Regions from separate parts of the Homo sapiens genome. Here all the other regions are linked to region 2. Evidence: chromatin contacts called from ENCODE Hi-C data. All regions are on one chromosome and are shown on one strand. Each heading gives the region's core, a stretch centred on a gene start or an enhancer-like site at or near the end of the contact. The rest is flanking DNA. Distances are from core to core; before and after follow the strand shown.

The links. A loop is a pair of places that touch in the nucleus more often than their neighbours do. Pooled maps may share reads with other maps.
Region 1: a loop to region 2 is called in a pooled map, with 3 times the contacts of the local background. The contact joins the promoter of C10orf88 here to the promoter of EEF1AKMT2 in region 2. A Hi-C loop is called at or near these places in 6 of 50 pooled maps.
Region 3: a map of CD8-positive, alpha-beta T cell shows a loop between it and region 2 (8-fold over the local background). The contact joins the promoter of FAM24B here to the promoter of EEF1AKMT2 in region 2. A Hi-C loop is called at or near these places in 1 of 168 maps with a recorded cell type or tissue (CD8-positive, alpha-beta T cell), 1 of 37 single-sample maps with no recorded cell type and 6 of 50 pooled maps.

Annotation. Positions count from the first base shown.
Region 1 is chr10:122,952,910-122,955,718 of GRCh38, reverse strand. It overlaps C10orf88 (chromosome 10 open reading frame 88), which reads left to right and starts at 1,492. Exons shown (of 6, transcript NM_024942.4): 1 at 1,492-1,704; 2 at 2,687-2,809. The coding sequence starts at 1,541. LOC124902519 (a long non-coding RNA gene) reads right to left here and starts at 1,277. Exons shown (of 2, transcript XR_007062325.1): 1 at 1,151-1,277. RefSeq lists a silencer at 1,697-1,776.
Region 2 is chr10:124,790,334-124,793,272 of GRCh38, reverse strand. EEF1AKMT2 (EEF1A lysine methyltransferase 2) reads left to right here and starts at 1,386. Exons shown (of 7, transcript NM_212554.4): 1 at 1,386-1,549; 2 at 2,935-2,939. The coding sequence starts at 1,440. RefSeq lists enhancers at 1-709, 773-1,082, 710-1,434 and a silencer at 1,213-1,272.
Region 3 is chr10:122,878,159-122,880,896 of GRCh38, reverse strand. It overlaps FAM24B (family with sequence similarity 24 member B), which reads left to right and starts at 1,316. Exons shown (of 4, transcript NM_152644.3): 1 at 1,316-1,412. It overlaps FAM24B-CUZD1 (FAM24B-CUZD1 readthrough), which reads left to right and starts at 1,256. Exons shown (of 11, transcript NR_037915.1): 1 at 1,256-1,412. It also overlaps the pseudogene C10orf88B.

The sequences.
Region 1 (2,809 bases), core at 243-2,742, 1.8 Mb after region 2:
AATGTGGATCAAAGTTAACTTACAACCACAGGAAGCAGGACATACAGGACAAAAATAATGACAAGGACAACTTAGAATGAGTCTGAAATATTAAAAAAATCTTTGCAAACGAGGACTTTACAATTCTGCTATGATAGACCTTTGGTGACATTTCTCTCTTTCAATCTTGGTGAATTCACCTACCATACGTACATTCTGGTGATTACTTATAGAAAAATACATTTGGTCATCATTTTTCTTGCTTTGACACAGGTAAACAGAATGCAAAGTTTATTCTCATTTTTAGCTAGAGGGCACAAGTCCTAGTACATAAACTCAAACGAAAACATAAGCAAAAAGATTAAAGTAATGCGCACTGAGTCATGAACCCAGAATAGACAGCTCTGAAAGAAAATTAGAGTATGGGTGAGCAAAAACGTTATTTCCTAGAGAGGATACCACCTTAAACACAACTTTGGAACTCTAGATTATAGACAAGTGGAATTTCAGAGTTTGCTTTTTTCAAAAGACAGAAAAATAATCTGCACAAGCCTCTACAGGAGGAGGATGAGGGGGCACACTATATACAGTCCCATCCCGTGGGGCATCTAGAAAGTTCCATCTGCTCCCACTGTTCTGCATCCGTAGCCTTAAGTTCCTTCAAGACTGAGTTCATATTCTACTTCAACAGAGTTCTGAGACCCCCCCTTTCCACTCGCTGTTTCCAGTGCCATGAGGAGCGATCTCATGGGGCAGCCCCTGCCTTCGGTGTCTGGGTCTTTCTTGCATTTCAAATTTCTGTCACCTAGAGCGTCCAGCCCTGGATGCCCGGGTTCCTGCGGCCTGAGGGTTGCACATGGGGTCAGGGGGCGTCAGCTGAGACAGCACCCGGCGAAGGCCAGCGTGGCTCAATGCCCATCACAGATGCCCTTCAACCCCAAAACCCCATCATCCGCTTCAGCCCCCCTCTAAAGCGAGAATATGTGTGAGGGAGGCTAGGAGAATTCGAAGTAAAAATAACCCGAATCGGCAGCGCGTCCGCCGCGCTAGCTGCCACAAATGCTGCAGATCCGACGGAATGGAAGCAGAAAAGGCCCTGGCGTCCCCTTGGGAAAGAACGAGGTCAGGAGTCGGTCTTGCACGCAGCGTAGAGCGACGAGACTACACCTACCTGATCACAGACGTTCCACACCAGCTCAGCAACGGTCGTCCACGCCGCTTGCTGTTTCCCCACAGCCAACGTCGAAAACACCCTCGTGCCGGCGCGCAGTGCACCGCGCCTGCGCATAGTCTCCAGCGAAAGAGCAAGGGTCTGCCAGTGCGCATGCTCCGCTCTCGACCTCCTCCCCGCACACTTTGAACGCCGCGCCTGAGGCCAGCTGGCACATGCGCATGCGTGTCTCTGGTGCCTGCTCTCCCCACCAAAGCAAGAAGCGGCGGGTACTTGAAGCGGAGTGAGCCGGAAGTCGCTTTGCCTGCCCATTTCCACGCTGTACCGGCGGAAATTCAAGCACTGGAAGAGAGGTTCCGGGGCTGGGCTGGCCTGACTGAAGGCGGCGGAATGGAGACGCGGACCGAGGACGGGGGCCTCACCCGCCGCCCCACGCTGGCCTCTTCTTGGGATGTTGCAGGCGGGGCCCTGACCCACAGCCTCCTCCTCACCCGGGCCGGTCTCGGCCCCGGTGACTTCGACTGGGAGGAGCTGCTGGCACCGCCTGCTCCAGGGTGCGCCGGGCCGACGGGGACGGGGTCGCTATGCTCGGCAACTGCCGCGCTTCTAGGGGAGCTGTGAGGGGAGGCGAGAGGGTCTGAGCCCGGGATCCGGGAGAGCAGTTGGTACCAGGTCTCTAGTTGGGGAGGGGAGCTGCGAGGTCGTCCGGGGTGGGCGGAGGGGGGTGGGTCCGGCCGGGAAGGGGCCGAGGCTCCTGGGCGTGAGAGGGGGAAGGTGACCCGGACTCGGAATTTCATATAACGTCCCCATCAGGCGTGATAGCCCCTCAGGGCTGCTGTCAAAGTCAGTCCGCCCCTCTACCCTCAAACAAGACACCTCCTGTCCACCAAAACAGGCTGTGTAAAAAGTCCAGCTATAGATGATCGCTGTCGACTTAATTTCGAAAAAGATACACTTTTGTCTTTCATTGTGCCCTGCACCCAGTAGGTGCCCAGTGATTTATGTAATTATCCGAGAGTCAATTGCAGGGGATTGAGTAGAATGTTGATTGAGGAAAAAATAGAGTTTGGGAAAGCCCTGATGTGTGACACCTTCATTTCCGTATGAATTCTGTGTTGAGCGCTTCTTGGATGCTTGGGAAGGTGCTTGGACCTCAAGGGCAAGTGGAAGTGAGTTAGAAGAAAGAAGCCCCGGCCGGGCACGGTGGCTCACACCTGTAATCCCAGCACTTTGGGAGGCCGAGGCGGGCGGATCACGACGTCAGGAGATCAAGACCATCCTGGCTAACACGGCGAAACCCCGTCTCTACGAAAAATACAAAAAATTAGCCGGGCGCGGTGGCGGGTGCCTGTAGTCCCAGCTGCTTGGGAGGCTGAGGCAGGAGAATGGCGTGAACCCGGAAGGCGGAGCGTGCAGTGAGCCGAGATGGAGCCACTGCATTCCAGCCTGGGCGACAGAGCCAGACTCCGTCTCAAAAAAGAAGAGTCATGTTCAGAGAACTATACTGTGTGATGTTTTCACCAATTTTCTTCTCAGTCAGGATCTGGTGATTTTGAAGAGAAACCACAACAACAAAGATGAAAACCCCTGCTTCCTTTACCTGAGGTGTGGCCCTGATGGAGGTGAAGAAATCGCTTCTATTGGCATTTTAAGTTCAGC
Region 2 (2,939 bases), core at 137-2,636:
GATCTACCAATGGCACTCAGACCCAGAGGCAGATGCAATCTCCGGTTCGCGGGTTGGGAGCAGTTTTGTGGAACAAAGACACCGTCTAGTTCTGACATGGTACAGGGAGGAAACACACAGAGGTTAAGACTTAGACAAGAGGCCAGGCGCGGTGGCTCACGCCTGTAATCCCTGCACTTTGGGAGGCTGAGGCGGGAGGATCACTTGAGGTCGGGACTTCGAGACCAGCCTGACCAACATGAAGGAACCCCGTCTCTACTAAAAATACAAAATTAGGCCGGGCGCGGTGGCTCACGCCTGTAATCCCAGCACTTTGGGAGGCCGAGGCGGGTGGATCACGAGGTCAGGAGATCGAGACCATCCTGGCTAACACGGTGAAACACCGTCTCCACTAAAAAAAATACAAAAAATTATCCGGGCGTGGTGGTGGGCGCCTGTAGTCCCAGCTACTCCGGAGGCTTAGGCAGGAGAATGGCGTGAGCCCGGGAGGCGGAGCTTGCAGCGAGCCGAGATCGAGCCACTGCACTCCAGCCTGGGCGACAGAGCGAGACTACGTCTAAAAAACAAAACAAAACAAAATTAGCCTGGCGTGGTGGCGCCCGCCTGTAATCCAGTTACTCGGGAAGTTGAGGCAGGAGAATCGCTTGAACCCGGGAGGCGGAGGTTGCGGTGAGCCGAGATCGCGCCATTGCATTGCACTCCAGCCTGGGCGACAAGAGCGAAACTTCGTCTCAAAAAACAAAACAAAACAAAACAAAACAAAACAAACTTAAGCAAGGCCAGGTGCCTGGGTCGAGGCAGAGCTGAGGCTTATCCGGGCATCCTCTCACTTAGCAGTCTTTCTTCCACAACACACTGATCCCCGTGTTTGGCGTATTGTGGAGAGTTGCAGGGCATTCCTTTCCCTGGACATAAATTTCCACGTCTACCGGTGACATCAAGTCACAAGAGGCCAGAACGCGGTTTTCAAGTCAGAATCTTAGCCAGAAACGAAGTTGGCCTCTTGCCAAGGAGCCAAATAACTGGATGGACGCTCGCACCCGCTTCGCAGACAGGCGCACGCAGTGGAGAGGTGAAGTGATTTCTGCGTTTGGGTAGAGCGGCGTCGGCTTTAGGTGTCCACGGTGCGGAAGCCAGCCGTTTTCCAAAATGCAATACCTCTAATGGTCCCTCACGAACAGCAGTCCCCAAATACAGCCGCTCTTGGACCTCGACGAAGGGGATGCCACTAACGCTGTGGGGAGAGCGCACGGTCCCCGCCGGCGCAGGGAGCCGGGGGTAGAGCAGAGGGCGTCGCGTCCCCATCCCAGCCCCAGCGCGGGGGCTGGAGCAGTCGAGAGGGCGGCCTCCCGCCGCCTAGAGGCGCCGGTCCGCTCGTCCGCTCTGCCTGTGCCCCGTCTCTATGGCGGCCCCAACGGCCGTCCAGGACGTGGAGCGAAATGAGCTCGGGCGCTGACGGCGGCGGTGGCGCTGCGGTGGCGGCGCGGTCGGACAAGGGCAGTCCCGGGGAGGACGGTTTCGTCCCGTCGGCGCTGGGGACCCGCGAGCAGTGAGTGTGACGCTGGGCAGGGGAGGATGAGCCGTGCCGCCCTGCCTGGGCCCCGAGAAGGGGACGGCGGGGTGGAGACCCGGGGCTCAGGGACAGGGAGACCCTCGGGGGCGTGACGGGAGCAGGGCCACCTGGCGGGGGGCTTACGGGGATTTCAAAGAGTGGAATCCCTAGGGGTCGCCCTACGCGGTTAACCGACGTTTCAAGGGATTGGAGCCCAAGGGGCTTGTGGGTGCGGGACAGGCTTTGGCTCCTGGGAGGCCTTTTGGGAGTCTCGAACCTGAGGGCCAGGCTTGGGGGAAAGGGGGAGAGGGCGAGGCTGGCGAATAGGGCTGGTCGGCGAGAGTGAGAGACCGAGGGAGAAGTGCTGGGCCTGGGAGCCGAAAAGGCTGAGTAGGAGGGGAGGGATGTGGGAGCTGGAAGTGGGGTGGGAATAGCGGATGACCCGAGGCGGGAGCGGGGAGATAGTGGGGGATCTTGGGGTGAAAGAAAGCGATCTGACCTCAAACAGACGCTCAGGAATTATTAAATGAATTAATGTGGGTGGATGAATGGCTGCAGGGAACAGTTGGGGAGAGGTAAATTGGCGGGATGAGAGGGAGCAGGGATTCTAGAGAATCATTGTAGGAAAAGAGACGGCAAATGAAAAGGATTCAGAGGGCCGGGTGCGTGGTGGCTTACGCCTGTAATCCCAGCACTTTGGGAGGCCGAGGCGGGCGGAGCACAAGGTCAGGAGATCGAGACCAGCCTGACCAACATGGTGAAACCCCGTCTCTACTAAAAATACAAAAATTAGCGGGGTGTGGTGGCGCACACCTGTAGTCCCAGCTACTCGGGAGGCTGAGGCAGGAGAATCGCTTGAACCCGGGAGGCGGAGGTTGCAGTGAGCCGAGATCGCGCCACTGCACTCCAGCCTGGTGACAGAGCGTGACTCCGTCTCAAAAAAAGAAGAAAAGCGTCCAGAGAAAATTTAAACGGAGGGCTAGAAGACTGGAATAGGCAGAGACAAATAGCACAGGAAAGAGACTGTGTGCCTGCACACTTGAGACCAGATGTGCTTGTTTCATCAAGTTTTGAACTTGGGTCAGGGACTTAGGGATACGTGGACAAATGTCTTTGTGTTTTTTTAGGCTAAAACTTATTGTTGTGCATCAGATATTGTCCTAAATGCTTTACATGTACAGTATAAACGTATTCTGCTTGCCCATGTATTTCCTTCTTTTAACTCAAGGACGTTAAAAGATTGAACTATGTGTATTTATTAATAACACTAGTGATGTTTAAACCTCTGTCATAAATAGCTCTGTAATGTATTAGAAACATACATTTAATTCATAATACAGTTTAATTCAAGAGTCTTGCTTTGCATTTCATTGTTTACATAGTTGGG
Region 3 (2,738 bases), core at 67-2,566, 1.9 Mb after region 2:
TTCCCGTGTACAAGTCACACAACTGTCATCCAAGACAGTACAAACATTCTTGCCCCTACTGGTTCCACAGTACTCCTCTCCTAAGTACACTTCCATATTTCTTGCTGAACTTAAAATGCCAATAGAAGCGATTTCTTCACCTCCATCAGGGCCACACCTCAGGTAAAGGAAGCAGGGGTTTTCATCTTGGTTGTTCAATCTTCTCTTCTAAATCACCAGATTCTGGCTGAGAAGAAAACAGGTGAAAACATCACACAGTATAGTTTCTGAACATGGCTCAAAACCCACTTGTTAGGCCATGAGGTTTATTCTAACAAATGCTCAACACAGAATTCATAAGGAAATGGAGGCATCACACATCAGGGCTTCCCCCTCTATTTTTTCCTCAATCATCAACGTTCTACTCAGTCCCCTGCAATTGATTCTCGGATACATTACTGGACACCTACTGTGTGCACAGGAGTAGGAGCAGAACACAATAGAAGACAAAGTGTATCTTTTTCGAAATTAAGTCGACGGCGGTCGTCTATAGCTGGACTTTTTACACAGCCTGTTTTGGTGGAGAGGAGGTGGCTTGTTTGAGGGTAGATGGGCGGACTGACTTTGATAGCAGCCCTGACGACCCGTCACGCCTGACGGGGACGTTTATGAAATTCCAAGTCCTGGTCACCTTCCCCCGCTCATGCCTCGGGGCCTCGGGTACTTCCCGGCCAGACCTACCCCGCCTCCGCCCACCCCGGTCCTCGCCTCCACCTCGCAGCCCCGCTCCCCCGCAGAGACCCGACACCAACTGCTCTCCTGGATCCCGGACTCAGACCCTCACGTTCCCCGAGGAGCGCGGCAGTCGCCGAGCGCAGCGACCCGGTCGCCGGCGGCCCGGCGCACCGTGGCGCAGGTGGCGCCAGAAGCTCCTCCCAGTCGAAGTCGCGGGCGCAGACACGAGCCCGGGTGAGGAGGCTGTGAGTTAGGGCCCCGCCTGCGGCATCCCAGGAAGAGGCAAGCGTGGGGCGGCGGGTGAGGCCCCCGTCCTCGGACCGCGTGTCCACTGCGCCGCCTCCTGCCAGGCCTCTCTTCCAGTGCTTAAGTGTCGGCCAGTGCAGCGCAGAAACGGGCAGGCAGAGCGACTCCCGGCTTACATCATTTCAAATGCCCGCCGCTTCTGGATTTGGTGAGAACCTGCACCAGAGAAACGCATGCGCATAAGCCAACTGGACTCGAGAGGCGTTCAAACTTTGCTCAGGAAGCGCTAAAGAGCGGAGCATGCGCACTGGCAGGCCCTCGCTCAGCCTTTGGAGACCATGCGCAGGCGCGGTGCACTGTGCGCGGGCACCACGGCGGTTTTTCGACGCTGGCGGTGGACGCAGGCAGCATGGACCACGGTTGCTGGGCGGATGGGGAGCGTCTATGGTCAGGTAGGTGTCGTCTCTTCGCTCTACGCGATGTGCAGGACCGACTCCTGACCTCGTTCTTTCCCGAGTGGACGCCAGGGCCTTTTCTGCCTCCACTCCGTCGGGTCTGCAGCATTTGTGGCAGCGAACGCGGCGGAAGCGCTGTCCATTCGGGTTAATTTTACTCCGAACTCTCCCTGCCTCTCTCATACACATTCTCGCGTTAGAGGGGAGTTGAGGTAGATATTGAACGGCGTTAGTGGTGGACGCTGGGCCACACGGGCCTTCCCCAGGTGCCATCTCATTTGATGCTCCCTGATCCTACGGCGTTGCCAGGACTATGCTGGATGCCCTCGTGACAGAAATCAGAAGGTTGAGAAAGATCCCAGGTGTTTGGATGGAGCGGTCGCCTGAGGGAGTTTTCCAGATGCCCCATGGAATAGGAAGTAGATCTTGCCTCTTTCTTCCTTTTGTACTCCAGATGCATTCTAAGTTGTGTACACCAGACTTCCTGTTCTTTATGCCCAGCCCATTGTAGTCATAAGTTAACTTTGATACATGTCATCATAATTGGACAGTCTAAAGGAAAATAGGCTTTTTAGAATTACCTATCTGAAACTTCATGAGCAAGATCAATACTATAAGCTGGATTTTGACTTCCTTAAATAAGGCAGAAAGCCTACAGCATTTTGTCGTCTCCCCTTTCTTTCAATCTCGTATGTTCAGTATTATCACCCAGTCTTGTTTTATTTTTGGTTTTTAAAGAAAAACTTCCCTGTCTTTCTCCATCTCTGCCTCTCTGTTTTGAAATACTAGCTTTCATCGGAACAATTCCAGGAGTTTCTTTACTGGTTGATAGTCATTATCTCCTCACCTGCGTTTCATTTTCTGCACTGCCCTCTAATCTTTTATCAATTGTCCTGATGCTTGATGCTTTCTGACTGAATCACCATCACCATTACTTTTTTTTTTCTTTTGAGATGGAGTTTCAGTCTGTCACCCAGGCTGGAGTACAGTGGTGTGATCTCGGCTCCTGCAACTTCCGCCTCTTGGGTTCAAGCGATTCTCCTGCCTCAGCCTTCTGAGTAGCTGGGACTACAGGCGTGCACCACCAGGCCCAGCTAATTTTTGTATTTTTAGGAGAGACAGGGTTTTGCCATGTTGGCCAGGCTGGTCTCAAACTCCTGGCTTCAAGTGATCCGCCCGCCTCGGCTCCCAAAAGTGCTGGGATTACAAGCGTGAGCCACCGCACCTGGCCACCATTACTTCTTAACAGGCATACAAAGCCCTTTATCCTTGACTTCTGCCTGCCTCCTAGACCCCCCAGCTTTTGTACATGCTTTTCCCTCT